Regions from separate parts of the Homo sapiens genome. Here all the other regions are linked to region 1. Evidence: chromatin loops called from intact Hi-C (ENCODE). Cell type or tissue: ascending aorta. All regions are shown on one strand.

Region 1 (8,000 bases):
CGAGGCAGGTGGATCACCTGAGGTCAGGAGTTTGAGACCAGCCTGGACAACATGGTGAAACCCCGTCTCTACTAAAAATACAAAAAATTAGCCAACGATGGTGATGCCTGTCTGTAATCCCAGCTACTCTGGAGGCTGAGGCAGGAGAATCGCTTGAACCGGGGAGGCAGAGGTTGTAGTGAGCCAAGATTGCGCCACTGCACTCCAGCCTGGGCAACAGAGCAAGACTCCGTCTCAAAAAAGGAAAGAAAATGCAGTTTCATTCCAGCCATCCTTAGATTTCTTTTCCCCTTAAAGTGGCTGAATCCATTGGAGATGTGATTTATTTTGCAGATCCACCAATTCCAAACTTCAGGAATATTCAAGCGGGAGTCATGTGTAAGTGACAGCTTTGACAAAGAGAGACTGTGGCTGGGTGGCCCGGGTGTTGCCCACGCGGAGCAAGGATTGGTTCATTCAACGGATGGAGAGTACAGGATGGCTGGGACCTGGGAAGTTCCAGAATCTGAAAAGAGGGCAGGGCAAGAAGGAGCCAGAAGAGAGGTCCCACCCCTCAGTTGGCAGTGGGGCACGGAGGTCCGCATCAGCCAAGAACGTCCCCAGGATGCCGTGGGCACCTCATTTCACCCCACGTTTTTGGCACAGTCTACTTTTTAGGTATTTTGTAAAGGAACTTCTCAGGATTGATTATTTGCCAGAGGAACAATTAGGCCAAGAGAAACTTGCTTGACAGCCATGTGTAAAACACGTCTGTCCTAATCAAACTAGAGATGCCTCAAGGCCCACGCAGGACACAGGCAGGTTCAAGGTCATGCACCTGGAAATTTGTAGGGGAGGGTCAAGCAACTGAGGCCAAAGGGGGCCGGTAAAGTGGCTTCTGGGGTCTGAGCATCTGGAAGGCTCCTGGCAGCAGTTACCTGACAGTGTCGTTGAGGGGCACGGCAGCTGGGCCCTCACCGTTTCCGCCAGCTCTGCTGAGCCAGCCCAGCCCATGCATTCCGAACATCCGACAGCTTCTTTCTCCAGAATGTCTTCTGTCAGAGACTTCCAGGAAAGGAGCTCCCTCCTGTCTCACTGCTGTCAGCGTGGGAGCCCTGCTCCCCAGGCTCCACGTCCCCGGAAGGTCCATCTTGTCCTGGAGCACACCCAGCCCCATTCAGGGTCAGTGCAGGAGGGAACAGGGAATCTGCATTTCAGTAAGCTCCCCAGGTGAGGCTGCAGAGCAGAAACCACGGCTTTCAGACGTGAGCAGGCTCCCTGGGCTCTTGGTGTCACCCTGTTAGCCACATCTGCGGAATGTGGAAGGCAGAACATAGCCACGCTGCTTAGTGCTGCCAGCGAACCTCAGGTTGCATCAGTGGCTGGAATCTATCACAGCTGTTGGGGATACGTAACTCCCAGCAATAAATCCAGTATTTTCTTCCCTGCCCTGAGCTTCCTCTGGGTTTCTTATCAGCAGCTATTACACACAGATGTCCAGTGCTTCTAAACTAAATTGTACTGTGTAACTTTTACATCACACTTGTGTGCTTAAAAAGCACACCGTGGGTAGTGACTGGGCCAAGAGACATCACAAAGCTTCCTGATAAATTTGAATCCAGCCACGGCAAGAGCGACGTGCGGGTACCTGGTCCCTGATGCTTGGGTGCCCCGTTGAGCCTCGGGTACTTCTTGGACACTATTGTGAGAGCAGCCATCCTGGTGTCTCTGCCAGCATCTTGGGGAACGCTGTGATGGTAAAATATCTGTCTCTCCTCTGGGAATCAGGGCAGCCCTGAGAAGTGAGCAGTTCCCTTTACAGATGGATAATTGTTTGTGTAAGACCAACCAGATAAAGTCCAAACTGTGTAGAACACACGTGTGCCTCACACATAGCCATCTGAGTAAAATATTTTTTCCAATGTAGATTTATAATTAGAAATGACAGATTTATAATATAGACTTCAGTAAGTTGGGCACAGCTGTCACTTTCGTGGTATCAATAAAAGGCTAGAAACCTTGGGTGTCCTTGGCAACCTAGCCTTTGACATTGATGTTTTTCCATAGGATTTTCTTCATTTGGGTTGGAATAAAAATGCATTTTTATTCACAAGGCACAGACAGATAAGAATATCATAAGCAGGGAAGTGTCTCCAAAGGTCAGGACATATGTTTTTCTGTTGAGTGCTATATGTGGAGGTCATTGCAAGTTCCCTGATATGAGTATGGTTTCGCTTGCTACATTGTGCCTATTAAAGTAAAATTTTACACAAGCCTCGCATTTCTAAGATTAGTGTTCCTGAATGAAATGTTAAGAAAACATTAAAAGATTATCTCTTTTTAAGATGGAGGAAAAAAAGTGAACAAAGCTAATTAATCTATCATGAAAATTGCACAAAATAACATTTCTTAACAAATTTAATACAATTTTGTGTTCTTTGTTGCTAGTGGTATAAAACGAGATTTTTTTCCCTCATTTTTCTCATTGTAGATGTCATCTCTCACATTTATATCAGTGAGGTTTGAAATTCTGTGTAGCAGTTACTCAGCACATATGAGAGGGCAGCGAATGAATGAGATTTGTCATGTGCTAATAAAAGCTGAATTTTTGTAATCTAAAATGATGTATTTTCTACTATTGCTGTTAATTTGCATTGTTAAAAATTCTTAAAGTTTAATATGTTATGTTCAGTCATTGAAAGCGACCACTCATTTTTTTCTTAAAGTTGATGCCTTTTCTGCTGTGCTAGAGTCAGTATTTTGCTTCTGGCAGGAGAGCTGCAAACTGTGTATCCTCAAACAGATGCAAAAAGTAGTGCTTTGCAAAACGTTTGTTTTCTGTTTATCTCAGATTAACATCCTTTAATACAAGTTTCTTAAGTGTAACTTGTATTTCTGAAAATGCTTAAAATTATTTTATATTTCCCTTTGGGAATTTTTCTCTATTTCCAGCACGCTGATTTGATTTAAAAATGTAATAAGACCAAGAGTTGGAGTAAAGGGATATTCATTCCATGTTAAAAGTGGCTTCATAGCTACTGACAAATGTCTGAACTATTGTCGTGCCCTTCAAAACTGGAGTTTTCTAAAATAATCTTATTTTTATACTTGTATGTTCCAGCAATTTAAGATATATACCATTGAAAGGGAAATAAAACATTTTTGTTTATTTGAATAAATAATACTCCCAACCTGTTGCTTTTGGAATGTTTTGTAAATACTTCTCTTGGGTCACATGTCTGGCGGTCCATTACGTCCACTCCTTCATTGTGGGTTCCTGGAAAATGTCAAGGATAAAATGGAGTGGAAGGGAGGGTTCAGGCTCAATCATTAAGATGCAAAACATGCTGAAGGTGGGGAGGGTAAAGTGCTTTAGAGTCTGGAAACCCTACAGGTGGAAAGAAAACACCTGCAGAGAAGAAACTCAGTAAGCACATTTCAGCGGTCTTAAGGATGGGACAGATGGCTTAGCTTGGTCCTGGGGACTGAGGGTGACCAGGTTGGCAATGCCTGTGCGGTCACTCCCATGATCACCCTGCAGGGAGATGGCATTCTACCATTTCACAGACGAGAAACCATCTCTGAGTCACCTGCCCAGAAAAACACAGCTAAAAAGTGGAGAGGAACCCAGCTCTGTTCCCCTCCAACAGCCCAGCTCTTTCTCTGCACTACACTCTGGTCCATCCGCCATCCTGAACCACACTCTCAGAGCCTAATGCATCACTTGTGCCAGAAGAATCCAGTCTAGTGGTCAGTCTCTAGAGAAGGGTGTGCACCAATATGGGCACAGCAGAAGCTCTTAGTGAATGAAATGAAGATCATCCATGAGCCATGATCTAGCTGCTATGCCAATCCTTTAAATATACGCTGCTTTCAATGACTAGACACTTTTTGTCTGACAATATCCAAATGAGGAGAAAAGAAGGAATCTCCAACCATTAGGAGGTAAAGTGATAGTTACTGGAGAAACAGAGTAGAGTATCTGCTTTCTAGTAAGAAGGAGATGATTTATCCTATTTCGCCATCCCTAAGCTGGAGGGGACATAACGGATGGGATTTTCACGAGTCTGTCACTAGGTGGTGGTGTTGTAAAGCGTTGTGGTATACATAACGTTTGTGCCTCTTTCCCCATTCCGTGTAGCTTTCACAAAGCAGCTTTTTATCAAGTATGGGTATGTAAGTAGACTACATCCCAGAGCTTTTTCATTCTGTGCTTTATAGAATCTGAAAAATAGGCCAGCTAGAGGGGTACTCAATCTTAGAGGCAACCGCCAAATACACATTTCCAGCCCTGGCCTCTACCTGGGTTTTTAGACTTGTATCTCCAAGTTCCTTCTGGACGTGTCTGCTTGGCCATCACTGGGAAGGAAACTGAGGCACAGAGGTGCTATAAAGTCTCCAGGTTCTTCTGGAAATGACAGCCAGATTCAAAACACCAGTGTGTCTGGTTACCAGGCACAAGCTCAATCATTATGCCATTGCCTTTTTAAGGTTAAAGATTTAAAATTACATATGCTAAAATCAAAATGCTACGAGGAAAAAATATTGGGGAAAATATTTGTAACAAATATAAGGGCAGAAGCTGACATTTATCGAACAGCAAATTCTGGCCACGCATCCTGCCATTTCATTCTCAGAACAACCCACAACGAGGTGCACGTGGTACTAAAAACATTTTAAAACCCAAGGTCTGAAGACGGAGCTGCTCCCAAGGACAGGCTCAGGGAAATCAGGAGGTCCAGGGAGGGGAGAATCTCACCCCACAGGATGAGATGCCACAGGCCAAAGGCTTAAGAGTCATCTCAGTAAAAAATGTAAAAACAAAAAGACCTACTGTCTTCAGCATACACAGATTGTACGAAATAAGCCAAGTGTATTATTTTCTGTATTTGATGCTGTGATAGCTGGAGCCCTGTTGACCCTGAAAGGACTGCCTCTCTCAGGGTTGGCTAATTCTAAGAGAAAGTCAACGACTCCCCTGGCAGCCTGCCTTTTAGATGGAAACCCCCGATCCAGAGCGCACACCCATCCACCTCCTCTCTGGAGCTCTCACACTCAGGCCATATCCACCTGCCCTCATCACCCCAGAGCCAGGTACCAGACAACTAGGCACAATTTCCCTGCCCAAAGCCACTGAAATTATTCTAACTAGCCAAAGCTAAGCCTGCTTACCCTGCCTCTTCCCTTCTTTCCTACAGAAACCACAGTAAAGCCTCCTGTTCCGTCTTGCCCCATCCTTCGGCCTCCTGACTACCCCTGTGCTTTGCTGCGTGGCCCTCAGTGGCAGCTGTGCCTTCTGTTTTTAGGCATCTATGAATACAAAGAGCTTCTTTCTTTATGACAGTCTTTTGTGTGTCTGTGTGCCTTATTACACCTCATTAAAACAAATCCCAGATACCCTTCAAACACCAAGAATAGAAGAGTGTTAGAGTCCAGTAGAAAAACATGCAAGGGCTGTCAACCAACAGCTGGCCAAAGTGGGAATACAAATGGCCGAGAAACTGAGAAGTGTTCAATCTTATTAATGTATGCATAATATGTAAGTAATTACAGATAGAATGAACAAAGCTTTTAATTATTAATAGATGTCCAAGAGGTCACCCATCTTCTGCTTTGCTGATGGAAAGTGTAAATCAAAACAATCATTTCAAAGAGCCCTAAAAAATAGCCAAGTCATCTTTACATCAATACTTTCTTTAGAAATCTCTCCTAAAGAGATAGAAATATGGACAAAATGGGATAGGGTATAGAGCAAAAAAAGCAATTTGCTGAATATGCCAATATTTCATTGATTTTTAAAGGGAAATATCATATATGGATGTGAGAGTATAGAATTTAAGAGTGTAGTAAGTACATGAAATTCACACTAATCTATTACCCTCAAATTAGGACTCATACATAAAGGAGATGGCTTAAGGATGTTTAAATTAATTTTATTTTGTATTCAAGTAATACGTTGTAATGGTTTATTTTATGTGTCAACTTGAATGAGGCATAGGGTGCCAGGATATTTGGTCAATTATTATTCTAGATGTGTATATTAACTCAGGCCACCATAACAAATGCTATAGGCTGGGTGGCTTAAAAAAACAGAATTTTATTTTCTCTAATGTCCTTGAGGCTGGAAAGTCCAACATCAAGATTCAGTAGGCTCCTGGTGAGGGATCTCTTCCAGGCTTGCAGGCAGCTGCCTTCTTCCTGTGTCCCCACATAGCCTTTCCTTGGTGTGTGAACATGGAGATCTCTCTGTTGCTCTTTCTTTTCTCATAGGGTTGCCAATCATATTGGATTAGGATCTCATCCTTATGACCTCATTTAACCTTAATTACTTCCTAAATGCCCTATCTCTTATGCAGTGACATTGGGGTGAGGGCTAGGATTTTTGGGGGCACACAATTCAGCTCATAGCAGTGTGTCTGTGAGGGTATTTTTGGATGAGATTAACATTTAAACTGGTAGAATGAGTAAAGAAGATTGCCTTAAGGCAGGTGGGCCTCATCCAATCACTTGAAAGCCTAAATAGAATTTAAAACACCTGATCATTTTACAAGCCCAAACTCCTCCTGCTTGATTGCTTTCACCTGGGACATGAGCCTTCTACCTTCAGACTCAGACTGAAACTCCAGCTCTTCTTGGGTCTGTAGCCTGCCAGCTTTTGGACTGTAACTTACACCATTTGTTCTCCTGGGTCTCCAGCTTACAAACTGCAGATCTTTGGATTTCTTAGCCTCCATAATCATGTAAGCCAATTCTTTTTAGTCAATCTCTCTAGAGAATGATATAGATAGATAGATAGATAGATAGATAGATAAATAAATGATAGATAGATATTCTGTTTCATCTTATATATGTTCTGTTTCTGTTTCTCTGGAGAACCCTAACTAATGCATACAGTTAGTCATTATTAAACATTAAATAGTTTCAAGAAGCTTATCACGAGGTGTCTACTGCCTCACTTCTCCCCACCTCAAGGTCCTACTGTGTAGTGGTAGTTCCTCCTCCACCAAATCTTCTGTTTGCCTTGATGGTTGCTTGCATATTTCCAAATTGTATATTCATGCTCTGTTTGTTATCTGGTCAGCCAATAGCCTTGATTCCATTGATTTAGTAATTGGCAATCTGAGCATTTTCTAAATTCCTACATAGATTGGGCCCATTGCCAGACTCTCCTGATCCCATCTATGTGTCTGTTTTTGCATCTGTGCCTGCAGTTTTTGTTACTATTGTTTATTAATGTGATCTTTAATGTGTAGCTGGCCAGTCTCCCCCAGTTAATCATCTTACGTGATATTATCACAAATGTGTTCATCTAGATATCCTTTAGAAATACTGAACAACTTTCTTTAAATTCTCCTTTTGAGATTTGTTTTGGAGTTTCACTAAATTTATAAATGAATTTAGAGAAAATTTACTTCTTCACAATACTGAGCCTTCTAATTCAAAAGAAAGGTATACTTCCATGTTTAAGTCATTATATGTCCCTCGGTAGAGTTTATTTTATGTAGCTCCATGCCTATTTCTTGATACCTTAATTCTCAAGGATGTGGGATGTCCTGTTGTCATGAATGGGGGGCCTCTTTACCTATTAGGCACATACTAGCTGTGTGACCTTAGCAAATTACTTAACCTCTTTCTGCTTCAATTTCTCAGCTGCGATATGGGACGAGCAGTAGTACTACATCACAGTGTTGGTATACTAATTAGCTGAGCTAATTTTGTAAAGTACTTGGTATAGTGTTTGTCACAGACGCACTGCATGTGATGGTTAATTTAAAAAAAAATAGATTAAAATTTGCAAATTCTTTTTCCAGTTTGTTGTATCTTTTGACTTTGCCTGTGTTTGGTTTTTTGTTTTGGCCTTTGAAAAAAAGTGCATACATATATACATTCAAATATGCTAAACATGTTTTAATAAGGATAATGGATTTGGGTCCACTGGAAAGGGCTTCCCAACTCCAAGTTTCTAAAGAAACCCTTTCCTGTTTTCTTTTAGAATATTTATGATTTGATTTTTAACACTT
Region 2 (8,000 bases), 160 kb before region 1:
CTTGATAGGGAAGAAGAGACAGAGCTTTAAATCATGGGGCTTTTCTTAGGACAAATGTACCTTAATAGAGACTTTTGGCAGTGGAGCAAAAGGACATGGGTTACCTCCAGGACTGAGGTCCCCACAGGAAGGCAGAAAATGAAGGTGATAGAGAAACTCAGTGAAGGGCTGGGTGCAGTGCCTCACTCCTGTAATCCCAGCACTTTGGGAGGCCGAGGCAGGAGGATCACTTAAGCCCAGGAGTTCCAAACCAACCTGGGCAACATGGCGAAACCCCGTCTCTACTAAAAAAATATAAAAATTAGCCGGGCATGGTGGTGCATGCCTGTAGTCCCAGCTACTCGGGAGGCTGAGGTGGGAGAATCACCTGAGCCCAGGAAGTTGAGGCTGCAGTGAGCTATGATCACACCACTGCACTCCAGCCTGGGCAATAGGGCGAGACCCTGTCTCAAAAAAAAAAAAAGAAACTAAATGATCTCTGAGGAGCATGCGGGGAGAAGGGATGTGGACTAAAGGGTGTGCTCCACTTCTTGCTCTGGAACTTTGAAAGATGAGCAGGCCTGGCACTTGAGGCACAAACGAATTTTCACCCAGAAAATCTAAGAATCCATAAGGAAATAGAGCAACCCAGTTCACTAAGTTTTAAAAAAATGCATATCACAATAAAATATAAATATATTGGATGTATCTATAACGGATTCAATTATCAACTCATACACATAATTTTCTTATCTGTAAGGTAGGAAGAGTTGATAGATTTAAAATCTTTGGAATTGTAGGGATGCATTTGAGAATTTCATGCCAAGCTCCTGCTCTTGCAAAGACCCTCCTTCAGGTCTTCACACAGCCAGTCCCTTCCTGAGGCTCAGCTTCAGCTTCAAGGTCGCCCCTCAGAGGGCACCTCATGGCCGGCCCAGGATCTCTACCCCCCTCCCCCGCACCACCCGCATTCTGTTATATGCAATACAGTGTCCTGATCATTTCCTGATATTTTCTTGTATATTTGGTTATTTATCTAACTTCTCCCCCCAGAATATGAGCCTCATGAGCTCAAGGAGCTTCAAAGGAGCCTGCCCACCTTTATCACTTACCCCCCAGCACATGGAACAATGCACTCAGTAGGCACTCAGTGAATATTGAACAGTTAAGGAATTTTCCTGAAGGGCCGCGTATCCAAAGCAGATGGATGATTTCTTGATTTCTTTCTTTCTTTTTTTTTTCCTTTCTTTGAGGCAGTCTCACTCTGTCGCCAAGCTGGAGTGCAGTGGTGCAATCTCACCTCACTGCAACCTCTGCTTCCTGGGTTCAAGCGATTCTCCTGCCTCAGCCTCCCAAGTAGCTGGGACTACAGGCATGCGCCACCACCCCCAGCTAATTTTTGTATTTTTAGTAGAGACGGGGTTTCACCATGTTGGCCAGGATGGTCTCGATCTCTTGACCTCATGATCCACCCTCCTCGGCCTCCCAAAGTGCTAGGATTGTAGGAGTGAGCCACCGCGCCAGGCCCAGACGGGTGATTTCTTCAGTGACTTCCTTGGCAATGCTTTCTGTAACGAGGCGGAGTGTGCAGTGGACTTGAGTGTCAGTCTCCATGTACTGCCTCTCAGCAATGCCCACATCCTTCTGAACATGCTCTGTGATAAGCCACGGAATTGTTCTCAGTATTTCTCTCCTTCAAAGTGCGAGGCGAAGCTTTCCCAGTAGAGGGCGCTGGAGGGACACGCAGGAGAACAAGGCCGTCTGTTACTTCCAGCCGGACATAGGTGTGAGGACCACAGTGGCTCTGATATCTCAGCCTGGTGACATCCTGGCCTCAGCCCTCTCGACAGGGAAACCAAGCACCTGCGCAGCCCCCTGTGCTCTGCAGGGCCACAAGCCCCCCAACACCGCAGGGCCTGTGCTCATGAAGGTGCCCCGGTGGCTCCAGACCCGCCTTGTCGTGGCCAAGCCGGGGCACCTCCTGCCTCCCCTGGCTGACCACACCCTCTCCAGAAGGTCTGGAGACATTCCCAGCCCCTCCTTCCTTGGGCATCTCCCTGAGCCCTAGGACAGTGGTCCCCAGCCTTTTTGGCACCAAGGACCAATTTTGTGGAAGGCAATTTTTCCACAGACCCAGGGTTGGGGAGATGGTTTCAGGATGGTTCAAGCACCTTACGTTTATTGTGCACTTTATTTTTATTAAATAAAAATACATTGTAATATATAATGAAATATTTATTGTAATTGTAATATACGTTGTAATATAAAATGAAATAGTTATACAACTCACCATCATATAGAACCAGTGGGAGCCCTGAGCTTGTTTTCCTGCAAGTAGATGGTCCCATCTGGGGGAGATGGGAGACAGTAACAGATCATCAGGCATTAGATTCTCGTAAGGAGCGTGCAACCTAGATCCCTCGCATGCCCAGGTCACAATAGGGTTCTCACTCCTGTGAGATTTTAATGCCGCTGATCTGACAGGAAGTGGAGCTCTGGCAGTAATGCGAATGATGGGGAGCGGCTGTGAATACAGATGAAGCTTCGCTTGCTCACCTGCAGCTCACCTGCCGCTGTGCAGCCCAGTTCCTAACAGGCCACAGACTGATGCTGGTCCATGGCCAGGGGGTTGGGGACCACTGCCCTAGGGTACCCTATTGCATTTCCTTATGTCTTGTAGTTATTCTTTTATTGTGGTTAGTAGTTCTTTATATGAAACTTCCCCTGTTTTACCGACCCTTTGACCTCTCTCTCCTCACTGAGTTCTAACTGCTGCAACACGACCACTGTCTCCTTCTAACCACTGCAGCCCTGCCCTGAAGCATGTCAGCTGGAGAGAGAAAATTAGGGGACTGGTTTTCAGGACAAACGTTAATCAGCTAAACTTGCCAGTGTCTCTTTCTGTAAAATATGGTGGGGAAGGTGAAGATAACCTGCATGTAAAGATGAACTAGCAGCACTAGTTGCCAACCCTTATGGAGGGATGACCACCTACCAGACCCTCTTCTAAGCACCTCACCATATTAACTAATTTAATCCATGAAACAGTTAAGCCAAGTAGGTTACTAGTCTCAGCTCCGTCTTACAGATGATGAAACGAAGATGCAGAGAGATTGTGTAGTAAGGCCAAGGCCACCCAGACTACAGCAGAACTCGGACTGGAACCCAAGCTGGCTGAGTCAAGAACCCAAGCTCTTTATCCTTCACATAACAATTTAAACAAGTGCACACAAAACTGGAGACACCTTCTTTTAAAACTACCTTAAAATTAAGAGATATGCGTTAAACACATCAACCTGATTGCCAACGGAAAAGGGGAGAATGGGAGTGGGAGATGAGGGCAAAAAGAAATGACAAATTAATGAACGAATAAACAAAAATAAGAATGGGGACTTGCAAACGTGTGCATAGCTGTGATGCAGGGAGTGACGAGTGCAGCTAAGCCAGCCTCTGTGTGGGGCAGGTGGACAGGTGCATGGGGTTCCTAATGGCAGTGACAATGACAGTGTCCTCTGCATCAGAAGGACACAGGGACACAAAACCCCGATCAGATGTGGCAGGAAGGATTCTGGCCCTGATGAAGAGTCACTGAACCTGCTTGAGAACAACTCTCTGCTGGCTCCGTAGATTTACAAAAACAGAACTGCAAGAAGGTAAGCTCTATAAGGGCAGGGCATTTTGTTCAGTGTCTAGAACACAGCCTCAGATGCTCAATTTTTGCTGAATAAATGTGCAAATGGATGGACTAGGGGTCAGTGTCTCCCTGGGAGGTCACAGGCTACGTGAAAAAGCTGAGAGCTTGTAGCCAGGAGCATTCTCTAAACCCAGAGTGGAGGCAGAGGTCGAAATGGATGAAGGCAAAATACAATCCAGCCAACCGTCTACAGCAAGTCTCCTGCTTTTTTTCCGATTTAGAATGTAAAACTTTTAAAGAGCACATGTATTATCAATCATATTTTTACATTAAATCTGGGGATAAGCCCCCATTGGGTGTCCAAATAAGCTCTTTCCCACTTATCTTTTTACCCCTTGGAGGGGGCAGGGTACCTGAATTTTAATACTAAATTAAAGCAAGGAACTGATTTTAAATGTTAACAAGAAATTAGCATAAATCAAGCAAAGATGTTATCTTAGAAATAGTTCTGTTTGCTTTTCACTCTAGTCAGAAATAGGTCTTAGAACCTGCCCGGCATCTGGTTGCTAGAGCAAGCACTAAATTGATATGTGCCCCCACAAGGATGCCCTTAATAAAATTTTTAGAGAGACATTTAAAAGTTGAGCACACAGGAGTACTAAAATTGCCATCCACAATCCAAGCACATGACACGTTTTCTAAAGCTAGTGCTTCTTCTAGCACTAATTTTGTCTGTGTGACTTAACCAAGAAAAACTCCACACTCTCCCTTCTTTCTCTCCTATTTTCAGTTACGCCAGAAAAGATCAACTTGCAGCATGCCAGAAGGTCTTCCCTAGCTTTTCCAAGCAGCAGTTTGAATCTTATATAGAACATTCCATAACCACGGAACATTTGGTTCGCGACGCCAATTTCTTGAGGATGAGGAGAAACACAACTGCCTCTGCCAAGGTACCACCCTCTAGAGTCAGTAAGCCAATACTTACCACTTCATTTTAAAACCCATGCAGTGCTCACAGATGTGATTATATAATTACGATCAAATGGCAACCTGTGTGTGAGTCCTGAATCACTTGTCCTGGAATGGATAGGGCTATTTATAATCACAGCGAGGCTGGGGAACAGAGTAACTGCGGACAAAGGCAACTAATTTCTAGCCCAGAGGCTGAGGCCGAAAGGAAGCCTCATGATGGGGCGGCTGCCAGTTGTGAGCAGAACAGTTCACACCGGCCAGTGGCCACCGGTGAGTGACCTCGCAGAGCTGCAGCTTGAGAGCAATGGACAAGCCTTCCCAGGGAATTGTGAGGGAGCGGCTCTTAGCAATAAACCACCAGCTAGCCCTGGCACAGAGAGGTGAGGCTGAAAAGAGCCCTAAGGCATCTTTTCTTGTATTCACTTGCTGGGTTCAGTATTTTGGCTCCTTACAAAAGCACAGATTCCAAACGAGGAGTTTTGGAGGGGGCAGAGGCTCAGTGATAGGAATAAAATAGTTATTTTCATATTCACAGAGCTGAGTTTTATTTCCAAGGAGGGAAAATTGGGAACTAAAGCAGGCAAGCAGTTTATTCCCCAGAAGGATTACTGCAAGGACTTACCTGCATTCAGTGGCCAGTTGAGCACGCGGGCCAAGCTGGGCTACAGTAAAGCAACGTCAGCAGAGGCGTCTATCATATAGAATGCATTGGACAATGGTTTCCATTACAATTAACAGAGTTAATTACTCTAGAATTTCTGCTTTAAAGATCTCTGACTTTCGGCCAGGCGTGGTGGCTCACACCTGTAATCCCAGCACTTTGGGAGGCCGAGGCGGACTGATCACCTGAGGTCGAGAGTTTGAGACCAGCCTGACTAACATGGAGAAACCCCGTCTCTACAAAAATACAAAATTAGCCAGGTGTGGTGGTGCATGCCTGTAATCCCAGCTACTCAGAAGGCTAAGGCAGGAGAATTGCTTGAACCCAGGAGGCGGAGGTTGCAGTAAGCCGAGATCACGCCATTGCACTCCAGCCTGGGTAAGAAGAGCAAAACTCCGTCTCAAAAAAAAAAATCTCTGACTTTCTGACTCCACGGAATGGAGCTAATATTTGAAAGACAGATGTTGGAGAAGAATTATCTTAGCAGACATGAGGAAAGACCTGACTCTCCTGTCAACGTAATGAGCTCATAAATACCTCCACCCCTTCACCGTGTGTCAAGAGAATGAGACGGCTCCTTCCAGACCCTGTGCCCAACTAATATTGACACTCCAGATCCCTTCCTCGCCTTTTTTTTTTTTTTTGGTTATGATATTCAGCTTTTTTTTTTAACCTTTTATTTTTTTTAATTGACAAATAATAACTGTACATGTTCATGGGGGTACATAGTGATGTTTCTGGTTTTTTGGGTTTTTTTTTTGAGACAGAATCTCACTCTGTCGCCCAGGCTGGAGTGTAGTGACGCGATCTTGTCTCACTGCAGTCTCCGCCTCCCAGGTTCAAGTGATTCTCCTGCCTCAGCCTCCTGAGTAGCTGAGATTACAGGCACCCACCACCATGCCCGGCTAATTTTTGTATTTTTAGTAGAGACAGGGTTTCACCACATTGGCCAGGCTGGTCTTGAACTCCTGACCTCAAGTGATCTGCCTGCCTTGGCCTCCCAAAGTGCTGGGATTACAGGCGTGAGCCACCACACCCGGCATGATATTTCAGTATGTAAAAGGTACAGTGATCAGATCAGGGTAATTAGCGTAACCATCATCTCAAATATGTATCATTTATTTGTGTTGGGAACATTCAATGTCTTCCTTCTAGCTATTTGAAACTGTATTATTGTGAACTAGAGTCATCCTACAGTCCTGTAGAATACTAGAAAGTATTCCTCTCCTCTAGCTGTAATTTTGTAACCTTCCACAAATCTCTCCCTCCCCCTCCCTTCCCCCTACCCTTCTCAGCCTCTAGCATCCTCTGTCCTACTTTTTACTTCTATGAGATCAACTGCTTTTTTGCTTAAAGGGTTCTCATTTCATTCCATATATAACTAGCCAAAAATCATTTCAAAGAATTGTTAGCTAATTATCACTAGGCCATTAATATTGAGCAACCCCAATTTCCTTGGGATTTATAAGGCACTATAAATTAGTTTCCTGTGGCTGCTGTAACAAATTGACACAAACTTAGTGGCTTCGAATAACAGAATGTGTCCTCTTACAGTACGGAAACTCAGAAGTGTAAAATCAAGGTGTTGGCAAGGCTGCACTGCTTCTGGAGGTTTTACAGAGGGATCCATTCCTTGTCTTTCTGGGGCCTGGGGGCTCTGCACTCCTTGGCTCCTGCTCCCTTCCTGCATCTTCCAAGTGCATCCCTGCAACCTCTGGTTCCATCCTTACAGCTCCTTTTTCTGCTGGTGTCACTATTGTCTGCCGTTTCTAAGGAGGTTGTGATCACACGGAGCCAACCCAAATCATCCAGAATCACCTTCCCCATCTCAAGATCCTTAATTTATCATATCTGCAAAGTCCCTTTTGCCATAGAAGGTAACATCCCCACAGGTTCTGGGGACTAAAATGTCGGCATCTTGGGGGACCCATTCTTGAAACTGCCACAGGCATCTACCGTGAACCTGTGTCTACTGTGGAGAGCTGAGGATACACAGACTAAAACCCCACCTTCTGTCTCCCGTGTTCTCCCCTCAACATCCAGAAGAACCAAGTGGAGTAACTGGTGCCAGGCTAGCCCTCCTACCATCAACAATGGAAAATGGGAAAATTATGTGAAACAACTGCTTGAAGATGTAAGACATCAGACATGGCAGTACTGTGAGCTGTTGGAGAGAAAAATAAGATAAGCACTATGATTTACCCTGTTTTCTGACTTAAAGTACTTTCCGTATCATAGCATAGGGAAGGCAAGCCCATGCCTGTTTTCATTTTGCCTGGGATGTCCCCATCCCCCACCCCTCCTTCCCCGGGTCCTCCATCTTCTGCTCCTCCTTCCAGGGTTGGAGTTTGCCACTTTCTTTCCCTGTAAAAGACTTTCACGACTGGGTGCGGTGGCTCACTCCTGTAATCCCAGTACTTTGGGAGGCCGAGGTGGGCAGATCAGGAGGTCAGGAGTTCGAGACCAGCCTGGCCAACATGGCGAAACTCCATCTCTACTAAAAATACAAAAAATTAGCCGGGCATGGTGGCGTGTGCCTATAATCCCAGCTACTTGAGAGGCTGAGGCAGGAGAATTGCTAGAACCCAGGAGGCAGAGGTTGCGGTGAGCAGAGATCGTGCCACTGCGCTCCAGCCTGGGCGACAGAGCAAGACTCCATCTCAAAAAAAATAAAAAAAATAAAAAAATAAAAAAACTTTCTTCATCCACTGCGTAGCAGTGCATAGTAGTGCATAGTAATCCTGCTGAGCAGAG
Region 3 (8,000 bases), 140 kb after region 1:
TATAGCTGACTGAACTTTGACAAAGCAAACAAAAGCATAAAGTGGGGAAAGGACACCCTATTCAACACATGGTGCTGGGATAATTGGCAAGCTACATGTAGAAGAATGAAACTGGATCCTCATATCTTGCCTTATACAAAAGTCAACTCAAGATGGATCAAAGACTTAAATCTAGGACCTAAAACCATAAAAATTCTAGAAGATAACATTGGAAAAACCCTTGTAGACATTGGCTTAGGCAAAGAGTTCATGACCAAGAACCCAAAAGCAAATGCAACAAAAATGAAGACAAATGGATCGGACTTAATTAAGCTGAAAAGCTTCTACACAGCAAAAGAAATAATTAGCAGAGTAAATAGACAACATACAGAGTGGGAGAAAATTTTGCAAACTATGCAGCCAACGAAGGGCTAATATCCAGAATCTACAAGGAACTCAAACAAATCAGCAAGAAGAAAACAAATACTCCCTCACAAAGTGGGCTAAGGATGTGAATAGACAATTCTCAAAAGAAGATATACAAATGGCCAACATATAAAAAAAAATCAACATCACTAATTATTAGGAAAATGCAAATCAAAACCACAATGGGATACCACCTTACTCCTGCAAGAAGGGCCACAATCAAGAAATCAAAAAATAATAGATGTTGGCATTAATGTGGTGAAAGGGATCACTTTTACACTGCTGGCAGGAATGTAAACTAGTACAACCAATGGAAAACAGTAGAGTTTCCTTAAATAACTGAAAGTAGATCTACCATTTGATCCAACAATCCCACTAGTGGGTATTTAGCCAGTGGAAAATAAGTCATTATATGAAAAAGACACTTGCACACACATGTTTATAGCAGCACAATTCCCCAAGTGCCCACCAATCAACAAGTGGACAAAATGTTATATATATATGTGTATATATATGTATATATATATAATGTGATATATATGTATATATATGTATATATATATAATGTGATATATATGTATATATATAATGTGATATATATGTATATATAATAATGTGATATATATGTGTATATATAATGTGATATATATGTATATATATATAATGTGATATATATGTATATATATATAATGTGATATATATGTGTGTGTGTATATATATAATGTGATATATATATGTGAATACTACTACTACTACTACTACTACTACTAATACTCAGCCATAAAAAGGAATGAAATAATGGCATTCACAGCAACCTGGATGGAGTTGGAGACCATTATTCTAAGTGAAGTAACTCGGGAATAAAAACCAAACATTGTATATTCTCACTCATAAGTGAGATTATACAAGCTATGAGGATGCAAAGTCATAAGAATGATACAATAAACATTGGGAACTCAGGGGGAAGGGTGAGGGTGGGGTGAGGGATAAAAGACTAGACATCGGGTACAGTATACACTGCTTGGGTGATGGGTGCACCAAAATCCCAGAAATCACGATTAAAGAACTTGTCAATGTAACCAAACACCACCTGTTCCTCAAAAACTATTGAAATAAAAAATAAATACATAAAAGAAGTTGAGGTTAAATTAATCTAAGTAGGGAGTGCATTTGGGCCAAGCTTGAGGATTGCAACGTTGGAGCACAGATTTAAGTTGCCCTGAATCTACACTCTGATAAGTGGCATTTATAAGTGGATTTTTAAAGGCAAAAGGGGGAGACAGGGAGAGGGCTGATACAAAGCTGTTTGTCAGGAATTCTTATTGGTTTACAGAAATAACATTGATAAGTGCTTATTAGTCCATTTTCATGCTGCTGATAAAGACATACCTCAGACTGGGCAATTTACAAAAGAAAGAGGTTTATTGGACCTATAGTTCCACATGGCTGAGGAGGCCTCACAATCATGGTGGAAGGCAAGGAGGAGCAAGTCACATCTTACATGGATGACAGCAGGAAAAAAGAGAGAGCTTGTGCAGAGAAACTCCCTTTTTTAAAACCATCAGATCTTGTGAGACCCGTTCAGGATCATGAGAACAGCACAGGAAAGACCCACCCCCAAGATTCAATCATCTCCCACCGGGTCTCTCCCACAACATGAGTGAATTATGGGAGCTACAGGATGAGATTTGGGTGAGGACACAGAGCCAAACCATATCAGAGTGATTGACTATACATTGTTAAGCTACAGGGTGTGGATTACAGCGTCCAGTGTGGCATTATTAGGTTAATCCATAGCTATTAATACCTGTGGCAATAGTAAGAGGTTTCAAGAGATGAACACACAGCTGAAAGTGGGGAGTAGGGAGTGGTTGCTGTCTTATTTTAATGTCTCTCTGGGCCTGATAATTTTAAAAGCCTTGCATTCTTCGGATACAAGTTCCTTTCTTTTTTTCAAGAACAACAGAGAAAGGCTGCCTGGCTACCTTTACCTGCAGCACCTCTGATAGTGGCTGCTTGGCAGCTGGTTAGGTAAACCCAATTTCTACTGGATAAACTTCATGGACATTCACCCATGTTAGTACTGGGGAATGCTCTGAAATAGCAAACTTGTCCATACAGCTCCCTTGCTGCTCAGAGGGTCTGGAGAGGAACAGCAGAGGCCCAGCCCCAAATACTTCTTGTACCGGCTTCTATTATGAGAGGTGATGGCACCTTTAGGCACTTATATTTCAGGTAGAAGGAGCAGGAATAAAGAAGAGAGGGCCACAATCTGAAATATCAGTTCTGGATCTCCCTGGGGGCAAGACACTGGCCCTTAGCTGAGCTATTCTGTCATCACTGTGAGCCCTCATGCTCGACCTCACCGGAGCACCCCTCGATCATGTGCTGAATGCCTAGCACGCGCCTGGCACTGTGGGGTACAGAAATCTAGAGCACAGAGCTGAGTTTTCAGGGCTTAGCTGTCCTCACATCTGTGACACAAACAAGGATCAAGGAAAGTTTTGTTTTTGTTATTTTTATTTTTTTTTAAGTTGGGGCCTTACTCTGTAGCCCAAGCTAGAGTGCAGTGGTGCAAACATAGCTCATTGCACCCTCGAACTCCTGGGCTCAAGTCATCCTCCCACCTTGGCCTCCAGAGTAGCTGGAAGCCCAGCTCAAGGAAAGCATTAACATGTTCTACTTTTCACCATAACTCCTGTGTATTGGGAAATGGAAAATGAGCTTTTGAAGTGGCCTATTCGCTTCCTCCATGAGTACTTCCTGAACACTTTCCTCTTGGCCACTGCTCCCAAGACCCCCTCAAAGTCTCTCTCCTGGACTTCCAGCTTCTGGAATGAGCCCCAAGAGTGGCACTTAGCTCCAGCTCCTAGTAGCTCACTCCTTCCTTGCTCACCTGTGCCCCCCACCTGTCTCCTTAGGGGCAGTGGCTTTGTCTTACTCATTTGCATATCACAAATGTCCAGCATAGAAGCCAGCATGGGGCCCAGTAAGTGTTTGTGGAGAAAGAAAGGGAAGAGGTGAAGAAGGGAGGAGACGGAGGGAGAAAAGGAGGGCAAGAGAGGGGATGTCATGTCATGTCATGTCATGTCATGTCAGTTCTCCCTTCCTAGATCTGGACAAGGGAAAGAAAAGCAAGCAAGCCTGACCGCCTCAGTGCAGACCCTCTAAGATGCAAGCCTTCCCCAGGTAAGACAGTTCCGCAGGGTGCTTCTGTGGGCTGGCTTTCTGAGCAGCCATCTCAAAGTATGCGAAAGAAATAGATTTTGGGCCGGGCACGGTGGCTCATGCCTGTAATCCCAGCACTTTAGGAGGCCGAGGCGTGTGGATCACCTGAAGTCAGGAGTTCAAGACCAGCCTGGCCAACATGGTGAGACCTTGTATCTACTAAAAATACAAAAACTAGCCGGGCTTGGTGGCGCATGCCTGTAGTCCCAGCTACTCAGGAGGCTGAGGCAGGAGAATCGCTTGAACCCAGGAGGTAAATGTTGCAGTAAGCCGAGATTGCCCCACTGCACTCCAGCCTGGATGACAAGAGTGAGACTCCATCTCAAAAAAAAAAAAAAAAAAAGATTTTAGGGGTAAAATATTTTGCTTTCCTTCAGTGGCTGGGCCACCTGTACACAATGCCTGAACCCAGGTCCTGCAGCCCCCAGCTTGGCTCTCCAAAGCTCACCAGTATCAAAGGATTTCAGCTTCTGCTCCTCTCCGCAGGGCTCTCTGGTGGGCCCCAGACAGAGATGAAGGAAAAGTCTGGCCTTGACCTTGAGGACCAAAAGCGACCACGTCAGACGCCAGCAGTCTCGTGCCCAGTTGCCAAGGGATCACCTGAGGAAGGCCCTTAAAATACAGGTGGTAATGCAGGGGTCTTGGGATGGCCCCGGACCGTTCATTTCTAATAATTTCCCAGGTGAAGCCAATGCTGCTGTTCCAGGAACCACCCTTTGAGAAGCACGGGTCTATACCACACGCACAGAAGAGGAAACGAAACGAGGCAAAGGAAACCAGTCCCTTTACTCGCGCCCAGGCAGGACAAAGCGGGCAAGGGTGGGGGCGGGGGCGCGGGCGCGGGCGCGGGCAGGCGGACGGACTTGCAGGAAATGCAGCCGGGAGGATGGGCAGGTTGTGGGATGCTCCGCCGTTCCGCGACCACCCGCCTCCCCGGCCCAGCAGAACCGGGTCCAGGCTGGGGGAGGTGCTAGCGGTGTATGTGAGTAACACTGCCCCCTCGTCGTGGCACCGCCCCCTTCTTCCCTGCCCCCTTCCCCGCCCCCTGGATTCTGAAGTCTGAAGTCATGCAATTTGACTTTTCCTTTCTGGAAACCAGCGAGCAGAAATGAAACCGAAACTGAATTGTCCGGGAAATTCGCGGTGGGGGCGGAGAGCGCAGGGAGAAGTAAGCCCAGTGCAGGATCCTGAGGCCCGTGTTTGCAGGACCAGGGCCGGCCTTCCGATTCCCCATTCATTCCAGAAGCACCGAACCACGCTGTGCCCGGATCCCAAGTGCAGCGGCACCCAGCGTGGGCCTGGGGTTGCCGGTTGACCCGGTCCTCAGCCTGGTAGCAGAGGCCAGGCCAGTGCCACAAGGTCAGGCTCCACTGGGCCCTGCCCGCCCAGGAGCCTGTGGTGTCAGGCACCTGAAGGGGTGGGTTGCCCCTCCACACCTGTGGGTGTTTCTCGTTAGGTGGAAGGAGAGACTTGGAAAAGAAAAAGACACAGAGACAAAGTATAGAGAAAGAAATAAGGGGACCCAGGGAACCAGCGTTCAGCATATGGAGGATCCCGCCAGCCTCTGAGTTCCCTTAGTATTTATTGATCATTTGTGGGTGTTTCTCCGAGAGGGGGATGTGTCAGGGTCACAAGACAATAGTGGGGAGAGAGTCAGCAGACAAACACGTGAACAAAGGTCTTTGCATCATAGACAGGGTAAAGAATCAAGTGCTGTGCTTTTAGATATGCATACACATAAACGTCTCAATGCTTTACAAAGCAGTATTGCTGCCTGCATGTCCCACCTCCAGCCTTAAAGTGGTTTTTCCCTATCTCAGTAGATGGAACGTACAATCGGGTTTTATACCGAGACATTCCATTGCCCAGGGACGGGCAGGAGACAGATGCCTTCCTCTTGTCTCAACTGCAAGAGGCATGCCTTCCTCTTATATTAATCCTCCTCAGCACAGACCCTTTATGGGTGTCGGACTGGGGGACGGTCAGGTCTTTCCCTTCCCACGAGGCCGTATTTCAGACTATCACATGGGGAGAAACCTTGGACAATACCTGGCTTTCCTAGGCAGAGGTCCCTGCGGCCTTCCGCAGTGTTTGTGTCCCTGGGTACTTGAGATTAGGGCGTGGTGATGACTCTTAAGGAGCATGCTGCCTTCAAGCATCTGTTTAACAAAGCACATCTTGCACCGCCCTTAATCCATTTAACCCTGAGTGGACACAGCACATGTTTCAGAGAGCATGGGGTTGGGGGTAAGGTTATAGATTAACAGCATCCCAAGGCAGAAGAATTTTTCTTAGTACAGAACAAAATGGAGTCTCCTATGTCTACTTCTTTCTACACAGACACAGTAACAATCTGATCTCTCTTGCTTTTCCCCACAGGCACCTAAGTCCACCTGGGCCTGGAGCAGGACAGGTTGCAAAAGAAAATATCTCGGGACCCCCAAACTCCTTATGCTAAGGGAAACATCGAGCCTGGGAACTGAGCCATCAACGCTGCCATTCTTTTTCCCAAACAGAACCCTGTTGTCAGAGGTACACCCAGAGCAACTCCACACCGGGTGCATGCCACAGCAACTCCATCTTAAATAGGAGCTGGTAAAACGAGGCTGATACCTACTGGGCTGCATTCCCAGACGGGTAAGGCATTCTAAGTCACAGGGTGAGATAGGAGGTCAGCACAAGGTCATAAAGGTCATAAAGACCTTGCTCATAAAACAGGTTGCAATAAAGAAGCTGGTTAAAACTCACCACAACCAAGATGGCCACGAGAGTGACCTGTGGTTGTCCTCATTTTTACACTCCCACCAGCGCATGACAGTTTACAAATGCCATGGCAATGTCAGGAAGTTACCCTACATGTATGTCTAAAACGGGGAGGCATGAATAATCCACCCCGTGTTTAGCATATCATCAAGAATAACCACAAAAATGGGCAACCAGCAGCCCTCAGGGTTGCTCTGTGGAGTAGCCATTCTCTTACTCCTTCACTTCAGGCAGGGGAGATGAATTTCCCTTTGAGCCTGTGGACAGAGGGCAGCCTGGCAGAGGGACAGGCATCAACAAAGCCTCTGAGTGTGACCTGGGTCCTGAGTTCAGGGATGGCAATGGGGTAACTGAGACTGGATCAGAAGTTGCCTGGAAGAAGAGAGGGCCATTATCAGAGTATAAGAGTGTGAAACTTATCTGGTAGGAAAAAAAAAAGAGTAACTGCTGTTCGTTTAATAGAGCACACATCCTCTGCAATTCAGGTGGGAGGTTGTGAGCTTCTTAAGTACAGAAGCTGCCTCTTGATTTCAGCATAGCGAGGAGGTGCTGAAGAGCGCAGGTTTGGAGAATGATCACCTGGATTGGAACCATAGCTCTACCAATATGGAACCCAGCTCCTTAGGCCTCGGTCTTCTCATGGAGAACATGGTGTGATAATCCTACTCCTCTGGGAGGGTGGCTGTTAAGGTGAGTGATTGCACACGAGTCCCTCTAGCTGATGTTACCGAGCGGTCCTTGTTTTTAGAGCTCCCAAGAGGGTGGCGGGCCACTTCCAAGATGGCGGCAAGCCTCTTGTTCTCTGACCTGGGGTTCTTGGCCTCACAGATTCCAAGGAATGGAATCTTGGGGCATGTGGTGAGTGTTCTCATTAGGACGAACCCAGGCACTTAGACATGCGGGAACAATGGCGAGCCTTTAGCCCGAATGGGAGCGGCAATGGGTGCCTCGCTGGATCAGGAGCACAGCGGACACACTGCCGGATCCAGAGGGGTGGACATCAGTGGTGGGTCTGTGATGGCGGCAAACAACAGCAGACAGCAAATGGCAGTGGTGGATGGCAAGCGAAAGCTCAGCTCCAGCCATAACAAACACGGACCAGAAGAGTGTGCAGTTGCAAGATTTAACAGAGTGAAAACAGACGTCCCATACAAAGGGAGGGAACCCAAAGGGGGTTGCCATTGCTGGGTCGAATGCCTGGGTTTCTGTCTCAATCACTGTCCCTCCCCCTGTGCTCTCAGGCAATAGATGATTGGCTATTTCTTTACTTCCTGTTTTTGCCTAATTAGTATTTTAGTGAGCTCTCTTTACTACCTGATTGGTCGGGTGTGAGCTAAGTTGCAAGCCCTGTGTTTAAAGGTGGATGTGGTCACCTTCCCAGCTAGGCTTAGGGATTCTTAGTCGGCCTGGGACATCCAGCTCGTCCCGTCTCTCACTGACACCTAACACATCCTACATGCTCAGTAGACAGGAGCTATTATTGTATGACTGACTGCTGAATTACACCCCAAAACAACCACCTATACTCCCCAAGGCCCTGCCATATCATATGCATATTAGAGGCAATGAAGCACCAAAATCTAAGGCCAGGGAAGGACTGCGGT

What was found. Hi-C counts contacts between places; a loop is a spot of excess contacts. Peaks named below come from ENCODE experiments on the same cell type or tissue, not always from the same donor. Only the 100,000 strongest peaks of a DNase experiment are listed, where the experiment ranks them.
Region 2: a loop joins it to region 1, with 5 times the contacts of the local background. A loop is called at or near these places in 10 of 110 quality-filtered maps.
Region 3: it touches region 1 in a loop (2.5-fold over the local background); 5 of 110 quality-filtered maps call a loop at or near these places.

What each region holds. Positions count from the first base shown.
Region 1 is chr21:41,279,361-41,287,360 of GRCh38, forward strand. BACE2 (beta-secretase 2) reads left to right here. Exons shown (of 9, transcript NM_012105.5): 9 at 1-3,170. Among named protein-coding and RNA genes, the nearest start is that of FAM3B, 33 kb to the right of the region's middle. RefSeq lists enhancers at 476-1,031, 1,032-1,586. In ascending aorta, a CTCF peak has its summit at 4,048 (motif pointing right); DNase peaks (open chromatin) are centred at 1,354 and 4,052.
Region 2 is chr21:41,120,291-41,128,290 of GRCh38, forward strand. No RefSeq gene overlaps it. Among named protein-coding and RNA genes, the nearest start is that of LINC00323, 24 kb to the right of the region's middle. In ascending aorta, a CTCF peak has its summit at 1,700 (motif pointing right); DNase peaks (open chromatin) are centred at 1,701 and 4,832; H3K4me3 peaks cover 846 bases; H3K27ac peaks cover 1,942 bases.
Region 3 is chr21:41,415,826-41,423,825 of GRCh38, forward strand. It overlaps a transcript of MX1 not described here. Among named protein-coding and RNA genes, the nearest start is that of MX1, 6.4 kb to the right of the region's middle. RefSeq lists a silencer at 4,419-4,698. In ascending aorta, no CTCF peak of the experiment used is centred here; a DNase peak (open chromatin) is centred at 4,706; H3K4me3 peaks cover 1,391 bases; H3K27ac peaks cover 2,862 bases.